Linked DNA regions of Homo sapiens: region 2 is linked to region 1. A link is a contact called in ENCODE Hi-C data. All regions are on one chromosome and are shown on one strand. The core of a region is the stretch at or near the end of the contact, and the rest is flanking DNA. Distances in the headings are between cores, read along the strand shown.

Region 1 (4,003 bases), core at 227-2,726:
AGCAGTGTGGGCTTTAACACTCTCCTTTTATCCTTTATCTCCTGTTTCTTACCAAGCAGATGATTAAAGAAAACCTTTTCAGTGTTTGTACATGTGAACTAGTTTCTCACTGACCTCAACTCTCCTGACATCAGCAGTGTCAGAAACCTCTTTCCTGTTGAGCTGAGTCATAGCCAGCTGTCGTGGATTTCTCTACAGCATAGAAGGGAGGAAAGCCACGGTAGACCAGGCCATTTTTGACCATACATATCCAAAATCTGTATTCAAATTAGGCTTTGGATTTTTTAAAAAGGCAAAATGACAGCCTTTGCCTATGTTCATTGTCATAGCAAGCAGACAGAGGTGTTTGGGGCCTCTGATCCCTTTTCCCACTGCAGTGTAGTAGCACCCAGGTTATGAATACCTATTAAGTATGAAATAAGCTTCACAGACTCACCAAACATTTTTTTTTCTTTTTTTTGAGACGGAGTTTTGCTCTTGTTGCCCAGGCTGGAGTGCAATGGCGTGATCTCAGCTCACTGCAACCTCTGCCCCCCGAGTTCAAGGGATTCTCCTGCCTCAGCCTCCCAAGTAGCTGGGATTACAGGCATGCGCTACCACACCCTGCTAATGTTTGCATTTTTAGTAGAGACGGGGTTTCTCCATGTTGGCCAGGCTGGTCTCGAACTCCCGACCTCAGGTGATCCACCAGCCTTGGCCTCCCAAAGTACCGGGATGACAGGTGTGAGCCACCACTCCCAGCCCAAAATTTTTTTTTAAAAAAAAGCCAAAATTAATAAGCAAAAAGTGGCTGGGTGCGGTGGCTCATGCCTGTAATCCCAGCACTTTGGGAGGCCAAGGTGGGTGAATCACCTGAAGTCGGGAGTTTGAGACCAGCCTGGCCAACATGGTGAAACCCCGTCTCTACTAAAAATACAAACATTAGCAAGGCATGGTGGCGCGTGCCTATAATCCCAGCTACCCGGGAGGCTGAGGCAGGAGAATCACTGGAACCTGGAAGGCAGAGTTTGCAGTGAGCCGAGATGGTGCCACTGCACTGCAGCCTGGATGACAGAGCGAGACTCTGTCTCAAAAAAATAAATAAATAAAAAATTTTTAAAAGTAAAAAGCATATTCTATGGGGTACACCATTATAATGTGGCATACTCAATGTAATTTTTATGTAATTACCTAGTCTATTGTCTAATTCAATGTATATTCACTTTTGAAAGGCATGTCACTTAGAAAGTTTTGTATTCACATCTATAAAAAGGTGACCATTGAAGATCTGTGAGACCATTGCTGTATGAGCAAAAGGCAATTGGCTGCTGGGCTTTTCCCAGGAACTTACTCTACTGTTAACTCGAGCAGTCCCTGCTTCATGACTACATTTCATTTTCCGGCTATGTGCTCTCAGATGGCTTGTGCTAATTGCCCCCATGTGTTTTGAGTGGCTTCTTACATGGTTTTGTGAACAATTGTTTGTAAGAAAACTTTTCTTTCTTTCCCACCACCCCCCCTCCAGAGGGAAATGCGGGGGAGTATTACCTTCAAGATTGTGCCAAGTTACCGCACTCAGTCTTCGTCCTGTGAGGTAATGACTCTAACAAACCACCCCCATCTGCTCTGAGTTCTTAACTAACTGTCTGCTGATGGCTGTATGTTTTTGCTTTCTGGGAAATTGTTTCTGCCTGTGCTGTTAGATCACTGCACACCAATTTTACAACAAAGATAACGGAACAGAGTAGGTCCCATCCACCTACTCAGCCCTGCTTCCATGTGGATCTCCTCAGCACTTTGAACTTTTTGCAGGCTGAAATCTGAGCAAAATGTAGAGAAGTTACAAATGATGACATAAGGCTTAATAAGGAAAAAACGGAGTGTCTGAGGGAAAAAAACTAAAGGCCATAATTGCAGTAATATTTCCAGGAAGTTCATTCACTTCCCTTGTTAAGAAATCACATAGATAGTTCTTCTTTCTAAGGATCTGAGAAGTGATCTATTTCTGTTGAGATACAGTTGTTCATACAATTGTGACAGGTCTCTAGATGGAAGTTAAGTCTGCAATGAATTGATAATTGACTTCACTAGAGGGAAATAGGCTTTTGCAACCTTTTGTAAAACTGTTTAAATTTAGAATGGTATGTGATCTGTAAACAAGTAAGTTTTCTAGAGTAATACAGCCCCAAAGTTTCTTTCTTAAAATAGGCTTATCCTGTAGAAATTATAGTTCTTCCAACCTATATTATTCAGTTTTGTGTTGGTTGTTAAATGAGATTCAAAAATCTATTCTTTTTGTATTGGAAATATAAATGGGCATAAATGATATCATCCTTTGGTCATTGCACGTTCAGCTCGAGTGTTATTTATTGAAGCTTGTTCTTTCATGTGCATCTTCCGAGAGTATGTGCATCAATATGAAGTACACACTTCCTAAAGTTTATTTTTAAGACTGACAGGTAACTTATTGGATTTGTACTTAGGAGAACCTGAGAGAGAATTGTAATACTTCTAGTCTCTAGTGATGGTGTAAATTTCATAAGAAAAATCAGAGGCTTCATATTTTTTAAAAGCCTATTGAAGATACATATTAAAATGTATAGTTTTGTCAAGTATATTTTTGGTGAGCCATGGCAATTGAGGTGTCCGTTGTAACGGGTCTTGAGCTCCTCTTGGTGGCTTTTTATGGAACTTCAATTAATAGTATATTTCAAAAGAAAATGCAGAATTGCTTCTGTTCCAGGATTCAGAGTATTGAAATTTGTTACCTAGAACACAAACTTTGCTGGGAAACAAAGAATGTCACACTTAACATTCTATGTAAATAATTTTAATATTCCAGAGTTACAGATGTCCTTATATCATTTCTCATCTGTTGAAGAAATTTAGTAAATACAATTGACTTTTGTCTTTTTGGCTAACTAACCAGAAGGTACTGTTAGTTATTAATACAACATAAGTTTCTCTTTTTTTTTTTAAATGGTCGAACTAGTTTGGGGTGGAACCAGTATCATAGATGTAAATTCTATGTTCTTGAGTAAGAAGAACCCCTCTTACCTTCTTTGCCTTTGAATAGTAGAAAAAATAATGATACTTCTCTCCTAGCTCCACCTCCAGCCTTTTTGGCCCTCCTGTTCCCTGGCAGAATTCAAGCTTGTGGTTGGACTCTTCCCAGCTAGGGCAATACTTCAAAAAAAAAAAAAGAAGGCTCTCTGGCCACCTGCATCTGCATCCCCCAGGTCCTTGGTTAAAGAGTAGACCCCTGCCCCTCACCCTGGCTCTACTGACTTGAGTCTCTGCGGGTGGCACCTGGAGATCAGTCTTGCTCACTAACATATGAGAATGCTCTTCTAAGGGATCTCATTACCTTTAAGGCTGACAGGTTCTAGAAATGCTCTTAAGTCATCTGGGGAAAAAAAATGTCTTTTAAAAAGACATGCACATTTCTAAGGCTTAAAAGAACTCTACAGAAGCAAAAATTAAAAAGTACTTATTTCCTTCCTCTCCTTGTTCTTATCGTTAAAGTTGATTTGGACACTAAGGGAATGGAGCCTGGAAAATATTTTGAGTGTATAGAATAGTAGAGAGAAAGCAAGCGATAGAGGAGCCTGGATATAGGAAGAGTGGCTGTGGCTCCTAGGATCTTTGCTGGAAGTGTAATATTGTTATAGGCTTGAGATTATTGTTTTAATCAATCTGCTAAAATAGTCTTAAAAAAAGAGTTCTTCTCTGATGTATATCTCTTTTACCCTTACTAGTAATAATATTTATTCTATAATAGAAAGATTCTGAGGTGATTGTAACATGTGAAATCTTAGGTTTGTTTCTCTTCAGATTGGGTCAGTTAGTAACTCTTGACACAGGTACTAAAAATTATTAAATACTTTTCAAACCTAATCTTTAATAAAAATTAGGCAGTTGGGATCTTCAGCACGATAATTTATGGTAATGTTTGTCATCTTATACTTGATAGGGTTTTAATATCAAGTCACTCTTCTGGGTCTCATTAAAAGAAAGAAAAGGT
Region 2 (7,208 bases), core at 1,747-4,246, 2.2 Mb before region 1:
TAGATTATTTATCAAGACTAACAGCTTGCTCATCAAGACTTGCTTTAAGACACCACTTTACTTTGCCTACCAATCCACAACTACTCTATCATAAACTTTTCCAATTCCAACCAGTTTTTTGCCTTGCAAGATCTGCCTTAAAAACAACCCCCAAATTGAAAACCCTGTGAACCCTCCCCCAATTTTTCCACTTTGAGACACTAGTAAGACTGTCAATGCGATGTTCTTCCTTATGCAATGTGTCTGATAAACTTAGCTTTTCTTGATTGACATGTTTTCTGATGATCTTTTGGGAAGTCAATGGTTGGCAAGTGCCTGGTAGGATACTCTTGCTTTGGGGCTTGGCCATCTAAAGGGATGCCTGAGCAGGTTCATGTGAAAGTCCAGTATTCAGTTGTGTGCAGAGTCTGAAAGAAATTCAGTTATTGGGGTTAAAGAATAGAAATTTCTCTTCTGTCGTTTATTAAAGGTACAAACTTGGAATCTAGTTTCGTGCTTATGTAAGACAAATACATTTGCTTCTCAGGATCCCAGATGCAAGCCTTTTCAGGCTTTGTAGAAGACAAAGCTGGATAGAAGCTATATTGGGGTGTGTGTGTGATAGGGAAGAGGGTAGGCATTGGTGGAAGCAGGGCAGAGCCATGTGGTTTTAAATCATTAAAAGTTCTACTTGCTGCTCCAAATTCAGGTGCCTGGAACAGCAGGGATTTAAGGACAGACCAATTGTGGCATTTAACTCTTGGTTTTCAAAAATATTGAGGCCCATATGGTAGGCTAGACAATAGCCTGGCTGAAGATGTTCACGTCCTAACTCTGGGGCAAATGAATATGTTACCTTACATGGCAAAGGGACTTTGCAGATGTGATTAAGGATTATAAAATAGGGAGATAATCCTCATGGGCCCAATGTACTCACAAAGGTTCTCTTAAGAGGGAGGCAGGAGGCTCAAAGTGAGGAGGAGATGGTGCATCCATGGAAACAAGAGATTGGAGTGATGCAGCCACAAGCCAAGGAATGCTAGCAGCCTTTGGAAACAGAAAGAGGCAAGGAATGAGTTCTCCCTTGGAGCTTCCAGAAGGAACCATTCCTGCTAACACCTTGATTTTAGCCCTGTAAGACTCATTTTGAACTTTTGACTTCCAGAACTGTAAAATAATAAGCTTGTGTTGTTTTAAGCTACTAAGCTTGTGCCATTTTGCTACAGGGGCAATAGGACATTAATACAGCCAACAAAATTAAAATGGCTGATATAGCAAAGGTGGTCAGGCTGCTTGAGGGAGAAGCTGACTTACCCTCACTCCCTTTGGCCTGTCTGAACTGGCCCCATCTCTCAGTGGACTTACCTTTCAGATGTATCCTCCAGCCAGCTCTACACAGTCTAAATATAAGGCCCATCTAATACCAGCTGCCTCATTGGACTCATCTAGGGACCTCATACCTGCATCTTCCATGTTTGCTAGTTGATGTGATAGAATAGTCTATAGTAGCCAGATGAATACACGACACCAGGCAAACAGACCTCCTTTGCTCATTTTCTTAATGTAAACCTAATTCACTGCCAGATGTATTACATATTTAGTGTATGTCTGGCATGGGGTACACAGTTTACCAGCTTAGATGTTGATCTTGCTGAAGACAGAGTTGCCAAGGTTTAGTTCCACTGAAATCCCATATAGTGAACCCACGGGACACTTATGTACCATTCCAGATGCCAGCCACTATTAGGTGTATGTTTTCTGAATTTGTACAGCCCCAAATAATCTAGGGTGCTCTGAGGACCTCTAAGGTGGTCCAAGCACTATACAGTGCCTAAAAGAAACACAATTTTGACGCCCAAATCTTAAAAGTAATGTAAATATTTACTATACCACAAAACTCCTAGCCAAACTTAGGAAGCTTCCTTCCTTCCTTCTTTCCTTCTTTCCTTCCATCTCCTTAGGTTGTCAAAACAGCTTTTGAAAGCCCCTTCTTCTCCCATCATTCTCAGCAAACTAACGCAGGAACAGAAAACCAAACACTGCATGTTCTCACTCATAAGTGGGAGTTGAACAATGAGAACACATGGACACAGGGAGAGGAACATCACACACCAGGGCCTGAGGGGGCAAGAGGACGGAGAGCATTAGGACAAATACCTAATGCATGCAGGGCTTAAGACCTAGATGACGGGTTGATAGGTGCAGCAAACCACCATGGCACATGTATATCTATGCAACAAACCTTCATGTTCTGCACATGTATCCCAGAACTTAAAATAAAATCGAAAGAGAAAACCCCTTCTTCTGTCCAGCTGCACTCCTCCACAGCCCCAAGTTGCCTTTCTGAAACTTTCTCCTCTCCCCAGCTCCCTTCTCCTGCTTTCCCCAGATTACTTCCCTGCCCTTTCTAAGGTGAAAGCAATTCCACCTGTCTCATCTCCCATCGATGTTCTTTTCACCCATTACCCAGATGCACACAACAGAGGCTGAAAAACCAAGAAGTTCTAACAAAAAACCTTCCTGAGAGATTAGGGCAGAGGAAAGGCTGCAAATATTAGATATCAATATTGATCCATGTCACAACTGAAAACAAAGTAAGAGAGTGCAGGCAAATGTGTTGGAGGAAATTCTGGGTGGAGGTGACGCTTCTTAGTTTCCCCAAGAGCGAGGCTGTCTTGAATACTTTAGGATTTCCACTAGAAGGAAACAACACTAATTGGCCAGAAGATGGCACTCTTTTAAAACAAATTGGGGCCGCCCCCTAGCACAGGTGCTGGAAGATAGTCAATCACAGTCGTTAAAGAGCTCCAAGTGCAGAGAAGGGCTGGGCAGACAGGGGAACAGTAAAAGACTGATGGGGTGAACTACGGTCAATGGGACAAATAGGACTTAACAGTCAGCACTTATTAGTTGCAGATGTGGTTTTCTTTACCATTTAGTCATGCCATTTCTATTTTTTACTTCCTGTCTCACTATGTGGTGTCCTTAGTCTCTTGCCACACAGTGATGCTTATGGAGGCCTGAGGATTCTGGTAACTTCCTCTTAAATCGTGCTTCCCCTGCATTCCTAGCACCTCATGCTTTTCTGTAATAGCACTGACCAGAGCCACAATTAATGTGTTCCACAGTATCTACAATCAACTGTGTGCTCCATGAGGTGGGCTGTGTCTTGTACACTGCTGAATCACAGCATGGTGCCTACCTACCACATAGTAGGTGCTCAATAAGTAGGTGTTGAATGATTGTAAGAAATTCAAGGTAATAACTGCTCGCAAAACTTAAGCAGTGCTTCCTTTCTGCTATTCTAAAAGGTTGATGGAGAAGAGCTGATGCCTACTGAGTGCTTGCTGCATTAAGCCGTTACCTGCATTATCTCTGTTTTCCCATCAATTCTGTAAGACAGGTACTTCAAGCCACAGTACTTATCTAGGGGCATGTAAAAAGTAAATGACACAAGGTGCAGGGGTGCCCTATATCAATCCATCAAGATTCTCATTACTGCACTACTCTGTGGACCTTTAAGCACCCCACCCCCGCCAATCTTCGTCTCTTTCCCTGTCCCTACCTCCCCATCCCCCAGCACACACCCACACCTCTTTCCTCCACTCTATTTCACCCATAGACCTCGGTGGTTTGTGGAAAATATATGAGGCCCATTAATAGGAAAACCTGGTTCCCATTGAGGTGTTACTGTTTGGAGTGTAAATAAATAGTAGCCTTTGATGGATCACACGTGCATTAAGGGGAGGTCTTACTTGAAGGGCCCACAGCCCACCTTGAATGAATGGCAAGTTTCCTCAAGCCAGCTTTTTCACATGAGGCTTCCAAAGCTGCTTTTCAGAAACTTGGCTCCAGGCTGAGACAACCAGTTCACATCTACTGTCACTTTGAGACCTGCTTTTGCCTTCAAACTCTGAAAAGAATGGCCTTGATCAAGGAAGAGAGCCAAGCCCTGGGCTCTGATAGAGGAAAGAGAACTGTTACTATTACCTAGTACCTTCCTTTGTTTTCATCCTCTTCCTCTAATGTCTCAGTCAGCTTCCTTAGGCTAAGGGGCATGCCTTGCACATTTACCACCACCTCAGTGTAAAGCAAGGAGTATAGTTTGAAAAAATTAATACACTCAATGTTGATGTCCTGTTTGCTGAAATTATATCATAGCACAGAATAAATGTTAATAGAAGAGCGGTGATTTCTATCTCACTGCAAATATGTGGTTTTTCCAATAAAGTCTGACACTGCTCTCGTCAATCGTGACATTCACATAGCAGGAGATAAACACTGCCACGGTATGCTGGGCTGGGGAAGGGTAATTTCTTAAGGGAGATTTCTGGTCTAAGAAGACTTTTTTCTGTCTTTGTTTTTCTTTTTTGCCATTCCAACCCAGGCCTCTCCTACTCACTCCAGGTAGTTTTACAAAGTGGTTGCTGATCTTTGTGCTTATTTCTCAGAAAATCAGACATCCAAAAAGAACTTGTAAGTGATGGAAAATACATCATTTAAGTGATGCAAAACCAAACCTTGCACTTCTTTATCAAGGACTTGAAGACAACTTGGACATGTGAACCAAGCCTTCAAATGTGTTTTATTTTTTATTTTATTTTATTTTTATTTATTTTATTTATTTTTATTTTTTTATTTTTTTTGAGACAGAGTCTCACTCCGTCACCAGGGCTGGAGTGCAGTGGCACGATCTTGGCTCACTGCAACCTCCGCCTCCCTAGTTCAAGCGATTCTCCTGCCTCAGCTTCCTGAATAGCTGGGACTACAGGCACTTGCCACCACGCCCAGCTAATTTTTGTATTTTTAGTAGAGACGGGGTTTCACCATGTTGGCCAGGATGGTCTCGATCTCTTGACCTCGTGATCCGCCCGCCTTGGCCTCCCAAAGTGCTGGGATTACAGGCGTGAGCCACCGTGCCCGGCCTTTTATTTTTTGAGACAGAGTTTTGCTCTTGTCATCCAGGCTGGAGTGCAATGGCGCGATCTCGGCTCACTGCAACCTCTGCCTCCCAGGTTCAAGTGATTCTCCTGTCTCAGCCTCCCAAGTAGTTGGGATTACAGGCATGCACCACCACGCTGGGCTAATTTTTGTATTTTTAGTAGAGACAGGATTTCACCATGTTGGTCAGGCTGGTCTTGAACTCCTTACCTCAAATAATCCACCTGCCTCGGCCTCCCAAAGTGCTGGGATTAGAGGTGTGAGCCACTGCACCCACCCCAAATGTGTTTTAATTGATCAGCAATCTTTTCAAGGAATTTGAATATAAATGCTCTTTAGAAGGGCACATACTTCCTAGGTCAGCCAGTCCTCAGTATTCCCAAATGTCTTATGTCTGCTGCTGTTCGTTTTTAGCTGCCCAACTCCTGAAGACATTGAATTTAGGACTCCTCTTTAGAAATGCTTATTTTTCCCTTTGATCTTTCTGTTAGTTTTCTGTAGATGGGGCTCATTCATTGAGACAGAGATTGAATTATTTCCAGGGTTCCTTCCAATTCTGATTTTTTTTTCTTCCATGTAAAGAATAGTGCAGAAATACAACCCTCTAAAGGAAGTTCCCTTACCTAACAGGGATAGGTTCACAGCGAGAGCTCCATTCTATCTATAAAGCCAAAGCTCAAGTCCACAATGTCTTTTACATGACAAGGCAACTTTCTATGAGAATAAAGTAGATAATGCAGTGCTCCACCCTGGATCTGCAGGGAATACAGGCTGGTCGAAGATCCCAGCTACAGTTCCTCACTAGAAATTGTCCTTGAACCTGCCTTACTCAAGGTAACACCCTCTCTCAGGGGGAGGCTGATGAAGGGTCACAGAGTCCAGACCTCCTTGTCTCAATGAGGGATACTTCTGAAGGGTCTTCCTAGCTCCTCATTAGAACCTGTAGTTGCAACTGCATTGTAGGTCGACTCTCCTGCCCAATCCTACCTTCCTCACCCTCTTAGGTGTATTTCCTGAGGATTGTCTTCAATAAACTTTTTGCCCTGACTCTGTATCTTAGAGTCTGTTTCCAGGGAACCCAATCTAGGACAAGGAGTAAACCAGGGTACAGAAAGACTGATTTTTTTGCCCCTGGCATACCAATAGGCAAAAACAGTTACAGTGCTGGCAACAAAATGCATAGATCACATTATGCTGCCGTGAAAAGAATGCTCAGAAGTCATCTAATGCAACCCAACCTTTTCCAGATGTGGAGACCGAGAGAACCAAAGTGACTTGCTCAAGTTATCATAAGCTACTAGGTGAGAAAACTTGGACCAGAATCCACATCTGTGGCCCAGTTAGGCAGGCTACAGTATTTCAGTGTTTAATCAGTTCCCAGAAAACCTCAATAACACATGAGAGTCAAACTCAACTTTGAGAATTTGCAGTCGGTATTAAACAATTTCCTAAGCCTATCCTCCATGGACAATGCCTCATTGTGACCTCCTGCTATAAGAAGCCATTGAACTTTCTGCATAGAGCCATCAACTAAATACAGGAGTCGAGTCTGCATTGGGGGTGGCAGTGCACTTTATTAACAAACAAAACAGTACCATACAGGCAAAATCTTACTTCAGTGGCAAAGCACACACATAGGTATACTCCAACGTGTAGCACTGGGGCAAACTTCAGACATGGAACATTAGGCACCAAGTTCACAATCACACTAAACATAGTTCACAATCCTTCAATCCATACTCTTCAGTGGAGGATGAGGCCTTATTTAACAGTTAACTGGGACAGACAGATGAAGTTTTAAAATCTAATTCTTGGCCTAACTGTGGAGTGGGGCTGACTCAGCCTTCAGAACTGTGAAGTGGATGCCTTAACAGGGCCAAGATCTATCAGCCTCTTAAACTGACTTTCATTTCTCTGGTTCAGAGAAAAAGCTTATGGTATCTTCACGTTGGATGAACTTGCATATCGTGAGAGTCCTCAGCTCCAATTTCGTGTCTAGGCACATCTGGACTGGCATTCATTTTGATACCCAATCCATAGATTAATAGGGTTAATCTAATTAGAATAAATTAAATCGTTTTCCAAAAAGTTGAAAAGGGTAAATCACATGAGTTCTTCAACATTCAAGACTTTAAATATGTTAGCAAACTGATTACTGTTCCAACTGTTGCCAGTTAAGAAGTTTAAATCAGCATTTCCCAAAAGGTGTGTCAGGACTGAGTTAATCAGTAAGCTAATAGAAACAACTGCAATAGACTAGGGATGAGATTTCTCAAAGCAGTCTGATA

The links. Hi-C counts contacts between places; a loop is a spot of excess contacts on that map. Pooled maps may share reads with other maps.
Region 2: a map of CD8-positive, alpha-beta T cell shows a loop between it and region 1 (30-fold over the local background). The contact joins two enhancer-like sites. A Hi-C loop is called at or near these places in 2 of 168 maps with a recorded cell type or tissue (both CD8-positive, alpha-beta T cell), 1 of 37 single-sample maps with no recorded cell type and 9 of 50 pooled maps.

What each region holds. Positions count from the first base shown.
Region 1 is chrX:41,557,349-41,561,351 of GRCh38, reverse strand. It overlaps CASK (calcium/calmodulin dependent serine protein kinase), which reads left to right. Exons shown (of 27, transcript NM_001367721.1): 18 at 1,505-1,573. Among named protein-coding and RNA genes, the nearest start is that of CASK-AS1, 42 kb to the right of the region's middle. Within about 2 kb of position 1,476, at least 5 of the 41 ENCODE cell types and tissues checked have a DNase peak (open chromatin) inside an H3K27ac peak, as active enhancers do.
Region 2 is chrX:43,746,084-43,753,291 of GRCh38, reverse strand. It overlaps MAOA (monoamine oxidase A), which reads right to left. Exons shown (of 15, transcript NM_000240.4): 15 at 6,475-7,208. Among named protein-coding and RNA genes, the nearest start is that of MAOA, 93 kb to the right of the region's middle. Within about 2 kb of position 2,996, at least 2 of the 41 ENCODE cell types and tissues checked have a DNase peak (open chromatin) inside an H3K27ac peak, as active enhancers do.